Regions from separate parts of the Mus musculus genome. Here region 2 is linked to region 1. A link is a loop called in an ENCODE intact Hi-C map of the cell type or tissue named here. Cell type or tissue: left cerebral cortex. All regions are shown on one strand. Each heading gives the region's core, and the rest is flanking DNA. Links, peaks and the distances in the headings are about the cores only. Region 1 holds the start of 6030458C11Rik (RIKEN cDNA 6030458C11 gene). Region 2 overlaps Zfr (zinc finger RNA binding protein).

Region 1 (12,175 bases), core at 2,160-10,159:
CTGTGATGGGCCTGACCATGCTTTTATTTGAAAGAATGTGGATTTTTGGACTTTGGATTTGGAACACAGTGGACTGTTTTAAATGGGGCTTAATGGGTCATCCAAGTAGGAATATGGAAGACTTTGTTGCTGGGAGTGATTTGAACTGTGTTGACCTGGCCCAAGAGATTTCAAAGGAGAAGAATTTCAGTATGTGGCATAAAGACCGTTTTTGTGGTATTTTGGTGAAGAATGTGGCTACTTTTTACCCTTGTCTGAAAAGTCTGCCTGAGGCTAAGGTGAAGAGACTTGGATTAATTGCATTAATTGCATTGACAAAGAAAGTTTCAAAAAGGCCCAGCAGAGACTCTGTTCTCTGGTTAAGTCTCACAAAGAGAAGTTTGAACAAGCATAGCAAGCTTAGAAAGGCAAAATATAAAATATATGGTTCGAGTATTAAAGGAGTACCAGGAAGTGAAATGGAGCAAAATCTTGTGTTCTAGGAGATAAAAGATTAAGGGAGTGGGACCTTGGGGCAAGATTCTACCCAGCTGAATTTAGATCCAGGCATGGTGGTACAAACCTTTAATCCCACAAGACAGGCATGCTGATCTCTGCATTCAAGGTCAATCTACAGAGCAAGAACCAGGATAGCCAAGCTTAGGCAGTGAAGGATTTAGGAAACATAAAGCTAGTGATAATGTAATAGTACAAGGGGATCATGTTCTAGTTCCTGTAAGCAGCAGAACTCGGCGGCTTCAGCCATGTGGCTCGGGCTCTAGAGTTAAGAATGGAAGGAACTACTGGGAAAATTGATGCTGGTTAGCTGGAGCTAAGGAATTAGCAGTGATTAAGAAGAAACCAGCATCACTGAGTTGAAATCTGGGAGTTGTTTTCTGGGAGCACAAAGAAGCTGTGCTCCAGAGATACCCAAGGTTGTACCTCATGCTGCGGCTGGACTTGGTAATGTGTAAGAGTCACTCAGGTGGTATTGCTTGTGAAGGAATGAAGGGATCATGGAGAGAAGCTGAGGCTTAGCACTGTGAGAGGCCAGGGAAGGCCATTGGAGAAGGTGAAGCCTCAGCTGTAGTTGATGGCCCAGGACTGAAGGGGTCATGAAAAGGATTTGAGGCTTGGCACCCTGAAGAGAGCCTATGAGAGGCTATTGGTGAAGCCTAGTTGGAGTGGAACACCCCAGTGTATTGGAGATGTCAGTACAATGGAATTATCACCAAGAACAGCAGCCGTAGTGGAGTGGATCAACCTGAGCTTACAGTGCTACAGAGGGCAGAGCTGGAGAAGTGATGACAGCCCTTGGGAGGAGTCCAAAAGATCAAGTGGAATCCCAGAGACTGAAGCAAGAAGCTGTAACATTGAAATTGCCTTGGAGACTCAAAGATGTTAAAGATGCCAGAGCCATGGGATACATGCTGAGGAAAGCTGCTAACAGGGAGTGCAACCAGCCCAGGAGAAAGCAGTTTGTTGCAGTCAACAAAGATGAAAAAGGAGTGGAGATCTGAAGACAGCTTTAACATCAGCCATGGAGATGCAGAGTTTAGAGTTTTCCCAGCTGGTTTCCTGCCTTGCTTTGTGGATTACAGTTAATTAAGTTGAATGAATCGAAGAAGAGACCTTGAACTTTGGACTTTTAATGTTGTTGCGACTGCTATAGACTATGAGGACTTTGAAAGTTGGACTAAATGCATTTTGCATTATGCTATGTTTAAGTATGGCCCCCATAGACTCATGTTTTTGAACAAGTCTATGGGGACCAGGGAGTGGAATATGATGGTTTGTATATCCTTGGACCAGGGAGTGGCACCATCTGGAGGTGTGGCCTTGTTGGAATAGGTGTGACCTGGTTGGAATGGTTGTGTCACAGTGGGTGTGGGTATAAGATCCTCACCCTAGTTGCCTGGAAGTCAGTGTTCCACCAGCAGCCTTTGGATGAAGACATAGAACTCTCAGCTCCTCCTGCGCCATGCCTGCCTGGATGCTGCCATGCTCCCACCTTGATGATAATGGACTGAACCTCTGAACCTGTAAGCCAGCCCCAATTAAATGTTGTTTTTTATAAGACTTGCCTTGGTCCTGGTGTCTGTTCACAGCAGTAAAACCCTGAGTAAGACCCTGGGCATCCTTCCTCACATCTCCATCCCCCTCTCTGTTTACAATACCTCTCTTCTATCACGAAGAAACACCGACCCCATCAGAACAGGTGCTGTATCAACGCACCAACTCATCTGCATCCAACCCCACCCCCAACTTCCTGCTAGCAAAGCTTATCTTGCTAGAAGCAACTCAGGGCTCCATCTCCAAATACAGATATGGGACTAGGGGGTCACTCTCCATCTGCCACTCACAGTCTCTCCCTGCTACCCAACCCTTCACATCAGCATTTAGATGCCCAGTCAGTCTATTCAATGCTTGCCTTGGCCTCCACTTCTCCTTCAACTTCATTCATACTGCCTCATCTTTTTCATACTCAAACTCCCTGAAAATGATGGGACAGACTAAATGTTTCCTCAAAATCCTTATATGCCTGTGATGATATGTGGAGGATGGAGCTTGAGGAAGTAACTAAGATTAAAGTAAGTCATGGGTGTTATTGATGTGAGTCATGACCATGCTGGTTAGAATGAAAAAAGGCCCCATAGTTCATGTATTTGAATGCTTGGTCCTCAGCGAGCAGAATTTATTAAGAAGGGTTACAACTGTTGGAGGAGCTGTGTCACTATGGGTAGGTTTCAAAAGCCCACACCAGGCCCAGACCGTTTCTCTCTCTCTCTTTCTTTCTTTCTGGTCTCCTCTCTCTCTCCCTCCTTCCTTGCCTGCCTACATGTGGATCAGGATGTAAGCCCTATGCCTGCCTGCCTGCCACCATGTTTCCTGCCATGAGACTGCTTCTAACAATCCAATGATGAGATTAGTGCCCTTATGAAAACAGAAGAGAGCCTGGTCTCTACCTGCTGAGGGAGGATACAACAAGAATACCACCTGATCGTCAAGACAACAACCTTCACCATGAAAGCGAACCTGAAAATCGATCTTGCTGACACCCTGACAAAAGTCTCTAGTCCTCCATCAGTGCGCCAGCGGGATTCATGCCAGGACCTTGATTTCTACAGTTACTAAAAAGCAGGAACGCTAAATTCTCTTCCCAATAAATAGCATTTGTTGAGTATCAAGACATATACACATACCATGAATCATCCTGAAGCCTTTTTCTCCTTTACCTCATTACTAAAACTTTATCTCAAAACTAGAATAATGTATGTGTCGCTATATCTTAATAAAAAGGTTCTTGGTGTTTTGCTTTGGTTTGATTTTGTTTATTTTTTTGAGATATGGTCTCATTCTGCAACCCTGGGCTGCCTGGAACTTGTTATGATGCAGGTTGGTCTGGAACTCACAGAGATCAGCCTGCCTCTGCCTCCCCAAATAAAAAATTCCTACCATTTTCTTTGCAAATGCTTTAATAATACTTAGTAAGCACTTCTTTAACTAGCTACCATAATATTCTTTCTAATCTTTCAGCAACCCCATCACCACACTGTTTGCCTTGTAGGACCGAGCAACTGATAGATCCTTGGACTTCCATTCACAGCTGCTGCTGACCATTGTTGGGAGTTGGACTGCAGACTGAAGTCATCAACAAATTCCCTTACTATACAGAGACTACCCATGAGTTCTGTGACTCTAGAGAACCCTGACTAATACAGAAGTTAGGCTCCAGTGAAGGAGTGGACTTGCTTACAAGGCAAGAGCAAGCGGGCAAAGAGCAGGAGCTTCCTTCTCCCACACCCTTACAGAGGCTTCCAAGCAGGAGGTGTGGCCCGGCTCCCATGCAGGTAGATTAAAGATGCATCTTCCCACCTCGAAGATCTGCATCAGAAGTAGATCTTCCTACTTCAAATTAAGCAAAAATCCCCTCAATTGTCGCTTCTATTTTTGGGTTTTAGTTCCAGATTAGTCAAGCTGACAGTGAAGAATACTCATCACTAACTTCTATATTAGTCAATGTAATAGCCATTCAGGGTCGCCTTCTAGTCATTCGCCTTGAGAGATTTAACTGAAGGCTGAGCCAGAATATAAAGCTCTTGCTTTTGCATCAATCTGCATCTCAGTGTCTCAGTGTGTGTGTGTGGGTGTATGGGGGTGGGGGGGTGGGGGGTGATCTCAAAGTAAGTACACTGACCAAGGGTCGAAGTCTTACAATAGCAGGCTAAGAAAGGAGTAACAGTGTTAGGAGGGGTGATAGATCCATGTCACCATGGGGAAATTGGACAGCCTCTCCACAATGGAGGTAAGGATTATGTCTGGAGTGCAGGAGATCCCTCAGGGCAACTCTTAGTACTACCATGTCCTGTGATTAAAGTCAGTGGGAAACTACAACAGCCTAATCCAGGCAGGCATGCTACAGGAGGAGCTGAGAGGTCTGCATCTTTATCTGAAGGTTGCCAGCAGAATACTGCCTTCCAAGCAGCTAGGATGAAGAGTATTAAATAAAGCCCACACCTACAGTGACACACCTACTCCAACAAGGCCCCACCTCCAAATAGTGCCACTCCCTGGGCCAAGCATATACAAACCATCACAGTTAGCTAGAAAAAGAGGTAAGCTATTCTAACAAAGTCTTCTTATGAAATGAAGAGATTCACTGTATAAATTCTCTAACTCTAGAGAACCCCGACTAATACACCTTCCTTAGATTTCCTGTTCTTACAATACTCTCCACGGCTTCTCAGCAGGTCCTGCAAGCATCACAGTTCAACAATCATTAGGTAAGTCTACCTTCAACACTGACGTGCCATCAAGAACTGCAAGCTCATGGGGGTTGGGGGAGGGGGCTCTAGGATGTTTCTTTGACTCTTCTGGTCTGGTTCCTAGCTGTACTCACAAATCTCTGAACAAGTTATGACCACAGATAACAGAATGAACTCAGTCCCTGCCCTTCCCCTGTATCTGAACCTTTCCCACCCTCTCTGGCGCACTACCTTCCCTCTCTTCTCTAGGCTCTCGAAACTGCCATTCCTAGAATACCACTTACCACGTATTGCCTTGCATCTCGATGCGTCCTGTAGAAAGGCTACATCTTCCGCTCACGATGTAGGTTCTACAAGACAGAAAAGGTTTAAACACATTTCTAAAACTGCCAGTGCTAAAAATGAGAGGAGGGGGCGTTTTTGTTTACAAAATTTATAAAACTACCTTATCAGTAATTTTAGCCTATTCACAAAATCAGGATTTGTATTCACAAAATACTGAGCTATTGTCCATTTTCCAAGCAAACTGCCTGCTGTCCTTATTAGCTGGACAGTTGTGCTAGCCCAAAACTATCCATTGCTAAGATGACCAAAAGCAGCCACCTCCAGTCTCTGGTTTAGTAAAAGACTTAAGGAAAGACGTCCTCCATCCTCCACAGACAAATTTCCCTTCACTGTAGAGCTAGGATCAAACCAACACACACACACACACAGAAAAATCCCAGTGAAACCTGAATTCAATTTCAAATACAGCCACAACCTGACTAACCAACAGTGACCATTCTTCATTCTTTACTTTGTTCTCAGTTCTTCCCACAGAACATTGTAAACACAAATGAACTTCCACAAAGTGCTTTCTCTCTCTCTCTCTCTCTCTCTCTCTCTCTCACACACACACACACACACACACACACACACACATTGGGCTATCCCAACACTGCAGAGGCAGAAACAAGCAGGCAGCCTGGTCTACAGAACTAAAATTCCAGGACAGCCAAGGCCCAATAAAAAACAGCTACCAAATAATAAGATAAATGGTTGCTCCTCAATCCAATACTCTCATGATTAAACTTGGGACTCAAAGAGCTACTGCTGGTACCACAGGCTACTCACAGTATTGAGTACAAACACCACGCTTGGCATTGGAGGCCCTACAGAACCTGAACCCAACTTTCCCAGGCTTATCACCTGATTTCTTTCTCCAAAGCCCCTCTTAGCCCATACTTTCCAGGTCAGTTAGCATAGCAAGCACTAACAGGAAACGTCTTTGCTTCTGCTCTCCCTTACTTGGCCAGTGAATTCCTACCGATCCACTAACCTCTTGTGAAGAACTGACTTCCCTTGGGAACGCAAGCTCACTCCTAGATTGCTACTGCTTAGTGTAGACTCACTTCTTTTACGGAGCTTACCAGAATCTGCCGTCTGTGACAGTCGTGTGTGCCCATGTTGAACTCCTCCGGCATGTCCGTGAATCAAGGGTTCATTCAGTCATTCCTGCAGGATTCACAGTCTCTGCACACAGTAAACCGCAGGCAAGTTTGACTCTCCCTCATTGTGCATGCCTCTAAGTCACTACAATTCCCTTCCACCGCTCCCCACAAATACGCGTTTTCAAAACCACCTGGGAGGTATACATTCACCGATTCCATCACTTACTGAGCCAGCACACGTGAGACGCTTTCCCAAGCTCTGTAGGCTCAAAGATTATAAGGCACACAAGCCTGCAGAGTTCAAGGATCGCAAAACCCATATACAAATGTTTATATAATAACAACAGTAATACGATGTCCCGAACACTATAAAAAGAAAAACGCGATGTGATAAATACAATAAAGTAAGGATGTAGAGAGTCCTGGAGAATAAAAAGGACTCTACTGAAGCTAGAGGTGGACAACAGTCAGGGAATTAACACCTCTCCACAGTGAGAAAACGGCACACTCCGTTAGAGAAGCTAGACAAAGGCCCTGGCAGTGGTGGCGCACGCCTTTAAACCCAGAACTTGGGAGGCAGAGGCAGGCGGATTTCTGAGTTCGAGGCCAGCCTGGTCTACACGGTGAGTTCTAGGACAGCCAGGGCTACACAGAGAAACCCTGTTTCAACACACACTCCCCTCCAAAAATAAAAGCTAGATACTGTACCACTGTACTATGGATGCGAAGTTCAAATCAATGAATTTAATGCAAGTGGGAAATACCTATTCTTGGGATGCCCTTTGAAAGCAGGGAAACCGAGGGCGCGATTCTGAACAGTTTACTCGTCCAGGACCGACGACACACAAGACTTGCAAGGTGTGCCTTTAAGTCACTGAAAACCCCGCACTTTCCCCAGGTTCAACCTGCAGCCCGGCCTCCTGCTGGATGAAGAGCACGTTGGCTGGTTTGCATCTCCCGCCAGCCTGCGAGGTTAAGTACGGGACTCCGGGACTCGCCTCCCCCCGCAAGCCGGGCGGCCCCGCGCCTGGACCACGGCTCGCGCTTCGCAAATAGATGAAAGGCTTCCTATCTACGGGATCTGTACCGGGTCGCTCTTTTCCCCCTGGCCGCAGAGCTGCCCCGAAGCCACCCAGACCCAACTCCCAGGATCGTTTAGGTCGATACTCGTTCTCTGAAAACCCATCAGGCGCCCCCCGTCTACCTACAGAGAGTCCCGGGGTCGCCGCCATCAAAGCCCAGCCTGGTTACTATAACACCCTCCACGGCTGAGGCGCCACCCACGCCTCCGGAACAGGAAGCCCCGGGAATTAAAAGGCAAACCGGAGAAATCCGGACCTGGGGAGGGAAAACTCTCCGGAGCGCGTCGCAGCACCTTTTGCACCGTGATTGGCGGATCAGCGAGAGTGACGGACGTATAGACCAATCGACATTGTCTACAGGTCTCACACTCGCCCTTCCACCGTGTCGTCCTCCAATCCGGAAGCGCAACCGGGTGAGCGCGCGTTTCCGCCGCGATCGTGCCTTGGGGGCGCGCGGCTTCGGGCAGCCGGGCTCCTCTCCCGCGTGTCCCGCGGCCTCCCTGAGACGCGCGGAGACATGAGTGACACCGGAGGCGACCGCGCGCGACTCAGGCGCTACACCAAGCTCCCGGTGTGGGTGGTGGAGGATCACCAGGAGGTGAGCGGGCGACACAAGCCACGGAGCCCTGGCAGGAGGGATTCGAACCCTAGCAGCCTGCAGAGGCTTGACCAGCACCTAACGCTGGCTGCAGCCTGTCCCCCACCACCACCAACGTCATCATCCCACGGTTTAACGAGAGGGTTAGCCAGGACCTGAGGGACCATAATCGTAGCTCGTGTCATATGAAGAGGAAAGCCTTCAGCGCTTATTAATGTACAACATGGCAGTGCAGTCGTAAAGTGGGTAGACTTCTGGAAGACGACCTAGCAAGTCTGGATTTGTTTATAGGACCCCTGGAGGGTCTCTGGATATAAAACAAAAGGGATCAAGAGTGAAGCTCTGCGATACACCCCTTCCCCCAGGAAAAGTGGGTTATTTACTGATGGAGAAAGTTAAAGGAGGAAAGAAAGAAGATCTCTGAGACAAACCCAACTTTGGGTTACTCTGTGCTTTTTAATTTGTTGGTAAACTTGGATGTATAGCATGTAGGAGGAAAAAGTCATCTAGTCCCACTTCACCATCCTAAAGGGACAGAAAATGCCCTAAAACTTAGAGTACCTGGAACACAGTTTAATGCTAGAGTGAGTGGTTGGAGATTATCATCAGAAACCATCTATGGTAAAGCTTTTTTTTTTTTTTTTTTTTTTTTTTTAATGTTCCCATGTTTGACCACTTGATGCACTTCAGGTTGGTGCAGTTTCTTGTTTTGTCTGCACTTGACAGTGTGCAGTTCTCACTGTGTGTGTCTGTATTACAGGTTCTGCCTTTCATATACCGGGCCATAGGTTCGAAGCATCTTCCTGACAGTAATATAAGTTTCTTACATTTGGACTCCCACCCAGACCTCCTTATCCCTGTGAACATGCCAGCAGACACTGTGTTTGATAAGGAAGCACTCTTTGGGTAATGTGACTTTTTTTTTAGTCATATTTTATGTATTTGAAATACAACATATAGCAGATGATAAACAAGAGATTTTGCTACACTCACATTTGCATTTTTTGTTTGTTTGCTTGCCTTTTAAATTTTTATTTAGAACATTTTTTTTTCTACCCACTAAAAGAGCCAAATAGGGATCAGGTGCGATGGCTGATCCCTGTGATCCCAGCCCTTGGAACGCTGAGGCAGGAGAATTACAGTTTGAGGAGAGCCAGGGCTACATTGAAGCCTATTTATGGTTAAGTGTTGTCAAGATGCTTGGCAGAGTCTAGAATTATCTGAGAAGTCGGTTGCAGGGCTTGCCTGTGGAGGATTATCTTGATTGGATTAATAGAGACCACTCCCTTGTGACCACCACTTGTGAGTTTTTGGGTCCATTCTTTTTCAAACCCCCACACATTCCTACCCTTGATAACTAATATCTTAGTGTACTGGTGGGTTTTGTGTGTCAACTTGACACAGGCTAGAGTTATCACAGAGAAAGGAGCTTCAGTTGAGGAAATGCCTCCATGAGATCCAGCTGTAAGGCATTTTCTCAATTAGTGATCAAGGGGGAAAGGCCCCTTGTGGGTGGTGCCATCTCTGGACTGGTAGTCTTGGTTCGATAAGAGAGCAGGCTGAGCAAGCCAGGGGAAGCAAGCCAGTAAAGAACATCCCTCCATGGCCTCTGCATCAGCTGCTGCTTCCTGAACCTGCGTGAGTTCCAGTCCTGTCTTCCTTTGGTGAAGGTGAAGAGCAATGTGGAGGTGTAAGCTGAATAAACCCTTTCCTCCCCGACTTGTTTTTTTGGCCATTTTATTTTGTGGAGGAACACAAACCCTGACTAAGACACTCTCCCACTGAGGCCCAACAAAGCTGCCCTGTTGGGAAACAGATTCCACCGCCAGGCTACAGTCCCACCCCCACCCCACCTCCCAGTTGTTGGGGATCAACCTGTTATAGCCAAGGCCAACCTTGAACTCCTGCTCCTCCTCCCAGTGCAGGGACTGTATGCACGTGCCACCGTGCTCAAGTGTCTGCATTCTTTTATACTTCCAAAAATCAAGCCTTGGAAATAATGAGTTGTGTTGTTTGTGTTTACTTTCCTTAAATTAAAAATGAAATTTGTAAATGTTCATTGTAAAATATTAAATTATTATGTCTACATAAACAAGTTTTCTTACTTTAAAAAAGTACATTTATAAAGCTATTGCGTGGCATTATTTAAATTTTTTAAGATTTCTTTAATTTTTGCCCTTGTAAATGACACCTGGACTCTCATCCATTTCATTCAGTCCATTGTTTATGTCATTTTGATTGAAAAAGTTATGATGAAAATTCATGCTCTTACGGAAGGGATTAGAAAACAAGATAGTAGTGTCAGTACTAACTCAGATAAGTAATGTCCTCCACCAAAACTCCACAAGCTTCTAAAGCTTGACTAGGATACAGAATCCACCAGTTCACCGCTCTGCTGTCTAAATAACCAGTTAATTGGTCTTTCAAAGAAAAAGTGATACTTATTTCGCAACTCTGTTATTGATGATTCAAGTGCTAATTTTAGAGGGGCTGGGGCTTTTTCTTGAAGCAACTGTTGTACTTCACAGTCTATAGCAGTTTTGGTGTGGTCCTCTTTTTGCTTCACATAATATTTTAAAATATCTACTTAGGAGCAAGAATTAATAAAACTGAGAACATTTTTCAGTCAAACTACCTTTGGACAAGAGTGATAGTTAGTTATAAAACATGCAGTGACTACTAAAAGACCTCCCGAGGCCTGGCTCTTAGGCTACCGACCCACCAGGATGCTTGTGTGCAGTCAGTACAAATGCTCATGCAGCAAACAGAAATCATGTTTCCATGGAAACAGCGTTACCCTAATAGTCCCGGGAACCTCCCAAGGGACCACACTTAAAACTTACTGTCTTAAAATGTTTGCGGAAAAACACTCATTAATATTTTAATGTTTCTTGTTTCTTGTTTTTTTTTCAGAGAACTGAGTATCGAAAATTGGATTATGCCTGCAGTTTACGCTGGCCATTTTTCTCAAGTAATCTGGCTCCACCCCACGTGGGCCCAGCAAATCAGGGAGGGCAAGCACTGCTTCTTAGTAGGCAAAGACATTTCTACCACAACCATCAGGTAATTTCCTCATTTTCAATGAGTATGGAAGGATTTGAATTCTTTTCATTATACTTTGAATTCCTGTAGTAACTTCCTACTAAGCCCCATCCCGTCCAAAAAATAGTTCTTGAATCATCAAAAACCAAGTTTTAATTCTGTTGATTTCCTTCATGTGGCCTTCTGCTCCTGATGCAGCTATAGTGTGTTGAATTTAACTCTTAGAAGTGAGCCAGGCAGGGGTGTGGCACACACCTATAACCCCAGGCCTTGAGAGACTGAGGGTGCTCAGAATTAAGAGTCAGCCTGAATTCTAGAGTGAGACCCTGTCTTAGGTGTCGCTCAGGAGTGGATCGCTTTCCTAACATGCCTACAGCCCTGTGTTCAAGTCCCAGCACTAAAGAAAAAAAGAAAAAAATGTAAGCTTACGTGGGAGTTGTGGTCCATATCTATGATCCCAGCCGTCTGGAGGTGGAGGCAGGACGAGCTAGAGTTCAGAGTCATCCTTTGTCTCTAACAAACAAAAACAACAAAATTCACTGGGTTTGCTTTCATCTGTAGTAAGTCCGTGTCTGGACTTTTAGGTTTTACACTTATTGATGTGATTTTTGGTATTTAGTCTAAGTTAAATTATTATGCTCTCTGATTTGAGCTGTATGTGTATCAGGTTTTTTTTATGTGCAGTACTTAACCAACATCCTCTATCCTGGGCTACTACAGTCTCTGCCCTCTCTCCTGGGCTACTACGGTGTCATCTTTAGAAGTAGCTGTCAAGGTCTAACTTCTTGGGATAAGAGGAACTCTTTATGAGTATACACATAACTTTCTGGGCCCTAATATGTAATGAAAATTGTGCCCTTTATTTCTGTTTCTATTTTATGACAGTATTATCTTTGGTGGAATGTGTTTTTGTCATTTGTGTGAGTAGCATCATCTTGATTTATAAAAGTCGTACTTACTATATAATTTCTTAACGTAATTAGAACTCAACATGTAACAAATATTGTACATAATACTGGTCAATATGAGATTGAGTTCAATATGTTGAGAGGACCTCATAGAACCTATAAAATCAAAGCATTTCATAGATTTTTGTTGCTGCTGTTACCTGACAGACAACAGCCCTTTTGTCTCCCAAATGCTGGGATTAATGGTGTGAACCACTGTGGCCAGCTTGATCGGGATGTGTGTGTGAGAGGTTTTTGTTTTTTACCTTGAGACAGGTTCTCACTTACATTGCTTTACATAGCCTACAACTCTATGGAGACCAGGTTAGAC
Region 2 (8,000 bases), core at 1-8,000, 670 kb after region 1:
CATACACGTAGTAGATATATTTATATTTGGCACGTTTTGTTTTGCTTTTTGAGACAAGTTCTCATGTGGCCCAGGCCAGACTCAAAACTCTATTGGTAGTCAAATACCACCCTGAACTTCCCGCCTCTATACTTCCCATGTGTTGTATCACAGGCCTACACCACCCATTAGTTTCTGAAATCTCATCTTTAGAAAAAGCTTTGTTCTTATAGAAACAAAAGAAAACGTTTTATTACTTGTACATTGTCACACTTTATTAGAGACAAGAAGCTTAAAACATAGTTATTGTGTAAACTGTGTATGCAGGATGTGCGTGTGAGCGTGTGCGCATATCTGAGGACAAGTTTGTGGCAAGTTAGTTCTCCCTTCCACCTTTATGTGGGTTCTGAGATTGAACTCCCATGTCTCGAGGCTTTAATGTACTTTTAACTGCTCAACTCTCTTGTTGCTAAGAGGAAGTATTTCCTAGCATTATAAACATTTATGGTCTCACTAATTTTAGTTACTTGTCTAATGTCAATTATAATCAGAAAATATTAAATGGAAAGGCACACAAATAAGCAATTCAGACATCTTCAACTGAATGCTGTTTGCAATAGCATGATCAAAATCTAGAGCTACCCTGCCCTCTCTGGCCTGCTTTGTGAATCATCCCTTCTCAATCCACTACCTGTCCATGATTTACTTATTAGATGAGTTGTTACTGTCATAGCACCACTACCTGTATAAGTGGCTGTTAAGTCATTACACTAAAACAGCAGCAGGAGGAGCGATGCTGGCATTCAACCATAACAAACAGAAGCTTTACTGAAAACTGAAAGTTCTCAAGCTGAGGAGAGATGGGCTGGGGAATACTGCTGGGTGGTATAGGTATAGCACCTATTCAGCATGCACAAGGTTTATAGACAGTACCCCCTGGGTTTGGGGTAACAACATGCTAAGGTGGCAGCTACTTAGACATATGGTGGAGAATTTGTTGCTATCTACTATGCTGAACTATAAATATTTGCCTAATTAGCACTTTATCCCAGGTATGCAAGAGTAGGAAAAAAATGATATATATACTCTCTGAGGTTTCAGGAATCCTTGGGGCTTCAGGAAATCTCCAGAAATCTTTCCAAGGATACAGAGGAACTACTGTATTAATAAAACCAGACAATTCAAGTAATACATACTCTTAATTACATTAAAACACACATTCAACTAAGAGATTTGTGAATTAAAAGAAAAAAATTAAACCTGATATACATGAGCTAGCTTACTTGCTTTCTTCTTTTATTTAGAAAAATCCTGTCAGTTGAGATGGCTCAGCACTTGTTAACAAGCTTGATCATCTGAGTTTGATCCCTGGAATCCACAGAGGGAGGAGGGAACAAACTGACTCACAGATCTTGTCCTTGGACTGCTATACACACACTATAAGTGTGAATACACATTAAGTAAAGTATGAAAAAAGTCTTTTCTGCTATGTCTTCTCATAAGTCCAATTTTGGAAAACCAGGATATATGCTAAAATTTTCCATTTTAAAATAAATTAACAAGATGGCTTCCTGACAAATTACAGTACTGCAGATCCTCAAAAAATGAAGCAATAAACAGTTTCTTCAGTTCACATAATTAAAGGGTGTGTGTACAAAACCAAAACCAAAACAAACCAAAACAAACAAGAAAACACCCATGCCAACCTTTTCATTATAGAAAGCCAAGCCCAAAATTAAAAGGCAGGCTGAAGTTTAAACTTAAGCATAATTAGTCCTGCCAAAAACTTCTGATCTGGACAAAGAGTAAATTGAACATTTCCATAATACTCACAGCAAGCTGTTTGGGTAGGTTTTCTGCAATACGGCTTAATAACGACTTTGAAGGTTTTTCTGAGCACAGCAAAACAAGGTTGACATTCCTGTCTCCTCGGAGAAGTAATCCTTTTGCCAGCACGCCTACTCGCAACACCCCTTTCAGAGCTCTGCAGCAAAATCCACTTATATTAAAATAAGATATTCTTCAACCAGAACTGTAATTTCCTCCAAACATAATAGTAAACTAAATGACTTCTGCACAATTAAAATTTTCTTCAATTACACCGACAGACTATATGTCATTCAAATAAACAATATAGATTAAAATAAAGGGGGGATAGAAGGCTCAGTATCCCCATAGCAATCTATATTCTACAAACACTTGCAATTTCAGCTCCATATAACTGATGCCCTCTTCTGGTCTCTATAGACACACATGTGCACAGTCACATAGATACAAATAAAAATAAATCTCCCGGGGGCTGGTGAGATGGCTCAGCAGTTAAGAGCGCCGACTGCTCTTCCAAAGGTCCTGAGTTCAAATCCCAGCAACCACATGGTGGCTCACAACCACCCGTAACAAAAATCTGATGCCCTCTTCTGGAGTGTCTGAAGACAGCTACAGCGTACACACATATAATAAATAAATAAATAAATAAATAAATAAATCTTAAAAAAAAAATCTCTCAAGGTCTGAGCTTGTACAGGGACAAATATTGTCTATCTCACAGAATCTCACTATAGCATAGTCTGATTTCAAACTTGTTACCTTCTTGCTTCTGCTTCCTGTGTTCTATGTGTGGGCCCAAACAACTAGCCCCTTGTGCTTTATTTTACATGTCAAAATTGTAAGAGGAATATTAATACAAAAAATATTCCCAAAGGGGAAAGAGAAAAATTAGAAAATCATAATGAATCATCACATGAAATAGTTCATGCTTTGTAACATGAAATATGCTAAAGCTTGGCTAAATTTATGTTTTATGGTCCATGTTTCTAAAAGTCACTGAAATATAGACAAATGAGCAACAGATGGAACATAAGTAAAAGCAGGAAAGAACAGCTGGATAAAACTGAAAAGTTATATACGGGCTACTTTGAAACACTGAATATGTTTTTTTTTTTTCCAGAGCTGAGGCCTGAACCCAGGGCCTTGCGCTTGCTAGGCAAGCACTCTACCACTGAGCTAAATCCCCAACCCCTGAATATGTTTTTTGTTATAACATTTAGTATATTTTAAAAACCGACAATAAAAACTGGTGGTAGTAGAAATGTATACTATTCATTTTAGCAAAAATACAAGTATAGTTAACATGTGTGGACTAACACCAATTTCCCCTCAACTTTTATTTACATGTCTATGGCTGCCAGGTGAGTTCAGATACCCAGAGGCCAGAAGAAGCCATCAGATCTCCAGGAGCTGGAGTTACTAATGGTTGCGAGCTGTTTGATGTGAGTGCTAGGAACTGAATGAACCAGGTACTCTGGAACTAGAGCAGTAAGCATCCTTAAGGACTGAGCCATCTCACCAGTCCCTAATCTTTACCATAAAATGTCCACGTAAAGGAAATGAGTATTTTGTAAACACACCTGTCTTTACCTCCCTCTTTCTTATCATCTCCCTCTTTGTTCTTGCTCTTCTCATGTTCCGACAAACTGTCTGAAACAAGCTTTAAAGCACGCTCAGTGATAGAAACAATTTTCTGGACGGCTTGTAACTCTTCTTCAGTTGGATAAATAGTTGCATGCTTTGTCATTACATAACGATCATCAGATGAGTCAGGACGCCGTAAGGGCTAGAGAGAGGGAAAAAGGTATTTTTTTTAATAAAAGAAAATTATGAATTTTCAATAATACAGTTGCTAGCTTTAAAGTAAGAAAGGCAATTAAGCAAACTGTCCACTTAAATTTTTTTCAGTAAAATGAAAGCTCAAGCATCTGCCCCTAAAGCAAAATTGTTATACAAACACACACACACACACAATCATATGTGCATATATGTGTACTTATGTATAAATGCTAAAACTATAAAAATGGTTTTAAAAGTTTGTAGTGCTGTATTAAAAATGGAATATCAAATGTTAGTGCTCTACTACGGATGGGCCTTCTCTCCTAACTGCTTTCTAGGATCTGAGTCACCTCACTTTCACTAACAGTAATAAATTTACGTACAATTGCTCAAGACACTATAATGGTAAGAGTTACCGCTAAAATTAAAAGCTCTTTCTACCCAAAGGAAAAATAAAGATAAGGAAAGTTTCTTACGTATAAAATATTTATCAAAAGTAGGACTTTATGCAGATTTTTGCAAGTTTTGTAAATAAAGAAGAGTAAAGGAAACTTGACTAAGTCCTTATGTATAAAGACATCAACCTTAAGAATCTTTAAGAGGACTAAAAATATAATCAACATGAAAACTGATGACATTATTAAATCTAAGAATTTGGCTCATAAAACATCATCTAATGTTGAATGAGGCTTAAATTTTCACCCCTTAGATAAGCAGAGCAGATACTCACGGCAGGACCCTGCGGCTGGGGAGGCATGCCTGGTCGGACTCCCAAAAGACCTAGTGGGCCGGGAGGACCATGAGGATAGCCGCCATCAGGCATTCGTCTGCGATCATCCCAATGATGCTGCTCTTCCTCCATTCTTCTCCAGTACATGTCTTCTTCATAACGTCTGATGCATACAAACAAGCACCCCCAGAGCTTAAGAACTTCCATCAACAACTACATAAAACCTATTCTAAATCACTTTAGTACTTTTACCTTATTTCCATTATTTAATTTTCATTGAGAAGTAAACGAAATAAAAACTAGAGACAAGGGGCTGGAGAGATGTCTTAGCGGTTAAGAGCTGAGTTCAATTCCCAGCACCCACACGGTGGCTCACAACCATCTGTAATGGGATCTGATGCCCTCTTCTGGTGTGTCTGAAGACAGCTACAGAGTATTTATATACATAAAAAAAATAATCTAAAAAAAAAAAGAATTAAAAAAACTAGAGAAAATAATGAGAAAAGGAGAATAAAATTTCACACAAGAACAAAGTGTAACAGAAAACAGACACCTCAGTTTATTCTAATTACTTAAGGTAAGGATTGTAAATCCAAATACCTACAGATGAGGATGCCTAACATATAATGTATATGCAAGAAGCACTTCATACACAGTAAGTTCAGGCATTTATTTCATGTCCTCAAAGAAATGAACTCACTTCTTGTATATTTTTCTTTTTGTCTTTAAAAAAAAACTGTTTGTGTGTACATGTATACGTTTGTGAGCATGATGGGAGTGTGTGCACATGCCACAGTCTCCATATGCAGGACTTTCCATCATGAGACATCCTATTGCTTTTCTTTTGTGTGTGTGTGTGTTTTGCTGGGGCACATGCCAGGCTAGCTTGTCCACAGGTTCCAGAGAATTCTCCAGTCTCAAGAAGTTTACCTTCCACTACAAACATGGATACAGATATGAACCATCAGGTCTGTTTTTACACAGGCTCTGGGGATTCAATCTGTATAATAAGTACTTTATCCAAAGCCCCATCTTCTTAGCCTGAGCTCTACTTTCTTTTTAAAACAGTAAAATTCTCCATTTATGATATAGGCACTACAAAATATTTCTCTGCTACAAAGACTTTGTGGTAGCAACCGACAATTCCAATGTCAGGGATACACAAGGGCAATGTCAAATTATAGCAAAAGGAGAAAGCTCAGGTCCTAATTAAGTGTTGCCAAAAGGAATAAAAAGGCTGTATTGCTAAAGAAATCCAACTGTGGAACCTCATGGCTGTTGGCTCAGGAAAAATTACTCTGTATATTAAATAAAAGAAGAGTGCTTGCTTTGGCAGCACACATACTAAATAAAATTAGAATGATAGAGAATACTAGCACGGCCCTTGATCAAGGATGACAGGCACGCTTGTGTAGCCTTCCACAGAAAACAACACTTGAAGAGTTCAGGAGACGGTTCTCTAGCACACAGCCTCTGCTTCACTGCCTAACAGTTTCACAACTGATTTCTGTTCTGCCTTGGTTCTCATTTTTACTTTTAACTTCAATAGCTATCTCAAAGGAAAATCTATCTAAAATAATATTTAAACAGCTCAAGAGATCTAGAAAATCATGTTTAGTTCAGTGTTCTGTTTGTTACTGCTAAAAAATGATTACAAAATATAAGGGCAGGAATTTTAATTGTTGTCTATCAACTCAGGCTTAGCATTTGAAAACATTTCCAAGTATCGAGTAGGTACTTTAGATAATCATTTGATATATGAATAAATAAACTTAACTAGATGACCTAGTCATAGAATTTCTATTACAAAAGCACAAATTGAAAAGAATATAATTTGTTTTTACTATACATAAAAAATGATGTTATCTATCACTGAAACATGAAGATAGAACACAATAAAAGTATGAATAAGTAGCTTTATAATAAAATATTTTAGAATATTTTAAGTTCTTAGACAGCTTGGGTTATACATTGAGAGTCTATCTCAAAAGCCATGAAGACATTTTTTTTTTTAAAAAACATACAGGTTCTGTAAACATACATATACATCAATACACATAATTAAAAATCTTAAAAAAATAAAAATCCAAACCCTGTGGGTGTGTACACCTGAAATAACAGTGTTGAGAGAGGTGTTTGGAAGATGGAATAACAGGGACTTGCTGGCCACCAAGTTTAGTTCTTGGTTCCTTGAGAGATCTGCCTCAAGGAAATAAGTCAAAGAGTGATGGCCTCTGACTTTGTATGCATAAACACACATATTGTATACATACGTCTATCTATACAACACACACTTTCTCACTCTTTCTCCCAGCTTAGAAACATTAAATTCAAAGAAGCCAGATACCAAAGACTGTATGTACAATTCAGTCATTTAAAACTGATTTCAGGGCTGGAGAGATGGCTCAGTGGGTAAGAGCACCCGACTGCTCTTCCGAAGGTCCAGAGTTCAAATCCCAGCAACCACATGGTGGCTCACAACCATCTGTAACGAGATCTGGCACCCTCTTCTGGAGTGTCTGAAGACAGCTACAGTGTACTCACATATAATAAATAATAAATCTTTAAAAAAAACTGATTTCATTAAAAAAAAAACTATAAAATTTATAAAGATGGCAAGTAGATTTATAAAGATGGCTCCCTGGTGCTGAGATCAGACAGGAAACTTGGAAGACATTGGGAATTATTGTTAATGGGATTGTGATTATTATTTTTTTTTAAGGAGTGATGAAATATTCCAAAACTGATGGTGGCAACTGCTTTACAACTTAGTGTATATACCAATATCTTGTAATTCAATTATTCAGTTTAAATGAGTTTTTTGCTGGTTCTAGTCATCAAAGAATGACCTTTCTTCAAGTTTGTCTGCGTTAGGAGTATGCACACGTTTGAGTTCAGGATCTACAACAGGGCACTGGATTTCCTGGAGTTGGCATTACAGGCAGTTGTCAATCACTTGATGTGTTGGAAACCAAACTTAGGTGATGATAATACTGGCATGTGCTCTTAAACCCTGAGCCACCTGTAGAATCCCCAATTTCTTCACATACTTATATATAATTCCTTTTACCGCTTTTTTCATGGAGATGGGAGTTTTGTTATGGCCCTGAATTCACATTCCTTTGCTGGGATCAAAAAGTGAGCCACCACCACAAAATCCTTACTAGTAGGGCAACAAATCAAATATTATGTATACTTAGCATTCTAATGTCTATCTTTCTTGACTTAGGATCTTAGGGAACACTGAAAGCACATAAATAAATCTGAACATGGAAGCCATATTCACAGCATAAGGTTTTTCTTTTTAAAGGCAGAAGAACCGCTTACGGCAGAGCTACAAGTTAACAGCATACCTTATCTCCATCCTCCAGCGTTCCTCCTCTTCTCGTCTCCGCCAATATTCCTCCTTCTGCATTTGCTTTCTCATTTTCTCTTCTTGAATTTTTCTGGCACGAATACTGGGCTTCACTTCTACTTGCAAATCTGGATTTACTTTTTTCTGTTAACACCAATAATACATTTTTAAAACGGAGCAGGTTCCTTCAACCAACAATTCATTAAAAGCAAGTTGTTTTTGTGCTTCTTGTCTGTGCATGTGTAGCATGAGTGGAGATCAGAGTGTAACTTGGATAAGTCAGTTCTCTCCTTTCCCCATGTGGGTCCCAGGGATTGCTCTCAGGTTACC

Evidence for each region. A loop is a pair of places that touch in the nucleus more often than their neighbours do. Peaks named below come from ENCODE experiments on the same cell type or tissue, not always from the same donor. Only the 100,000 strongest peaks of a DNase experiment are listed, where the experiment ranks them.
Region 2: it touches region 1 in a loop (4-fold over the local background); 4 of 42 quality-filtered maps call a loop at or near these places.

Annotation. Positions count from the first base shown.
Region 1 is chr15:12,820,147-12,832,321 of GRCm38, reverse strand. It overlaps 6030458C11Rik (RIKEN cDNA 6030458C11 gene), which reads left to right and starts at 7,665. Exons shown (of 9, transcript NM_029998.3): 1 at 7,665-7,855; 2 at 8,616-8,761; 3 at 10,769-10,918. The coding sequence starts at 7,775. Drosha (drosha, ribonuclease type III) reads right to left here and starts at 7,507. Exons shown (of 35, transcript NM_026799.3): 1 at 7,384-7,507; 2 at 6,155-6,257; 3 at 5,030-5,095. The coding sequence starts at 5,046. In left cerebral cortex, for the core only: a CTCF peak has its summit at 7,095; DNase peaks (open chromatin) are centred at 7,140 and 7,573; H3K4me3 peaks cover 1,942 bases; H3K27ac peaks cover 893 bases.
Region 2 is chr15:12,156,077-12,164,076 of GRCm38, reverse strand. It overlaps Zfr (zinc finger RNA binding protein), which reads right to left. Exons shown (of 20, transcript NM_011767.2): 11 at 7,669-7,814; 12 at 4,316-4,478; 13 at 3,387-3,592; 14 at 1,813-1,963. Among named protein-coding and RNA genes, the nearest start is that of Mir1898, 11 kb to the left of the region's middle. In left cerebral cortex, for the core only: CTCF peaks have their summits at 741 and 4,704 (motif pointing left); a DNase peak (open chromatin) is centred at 1,871.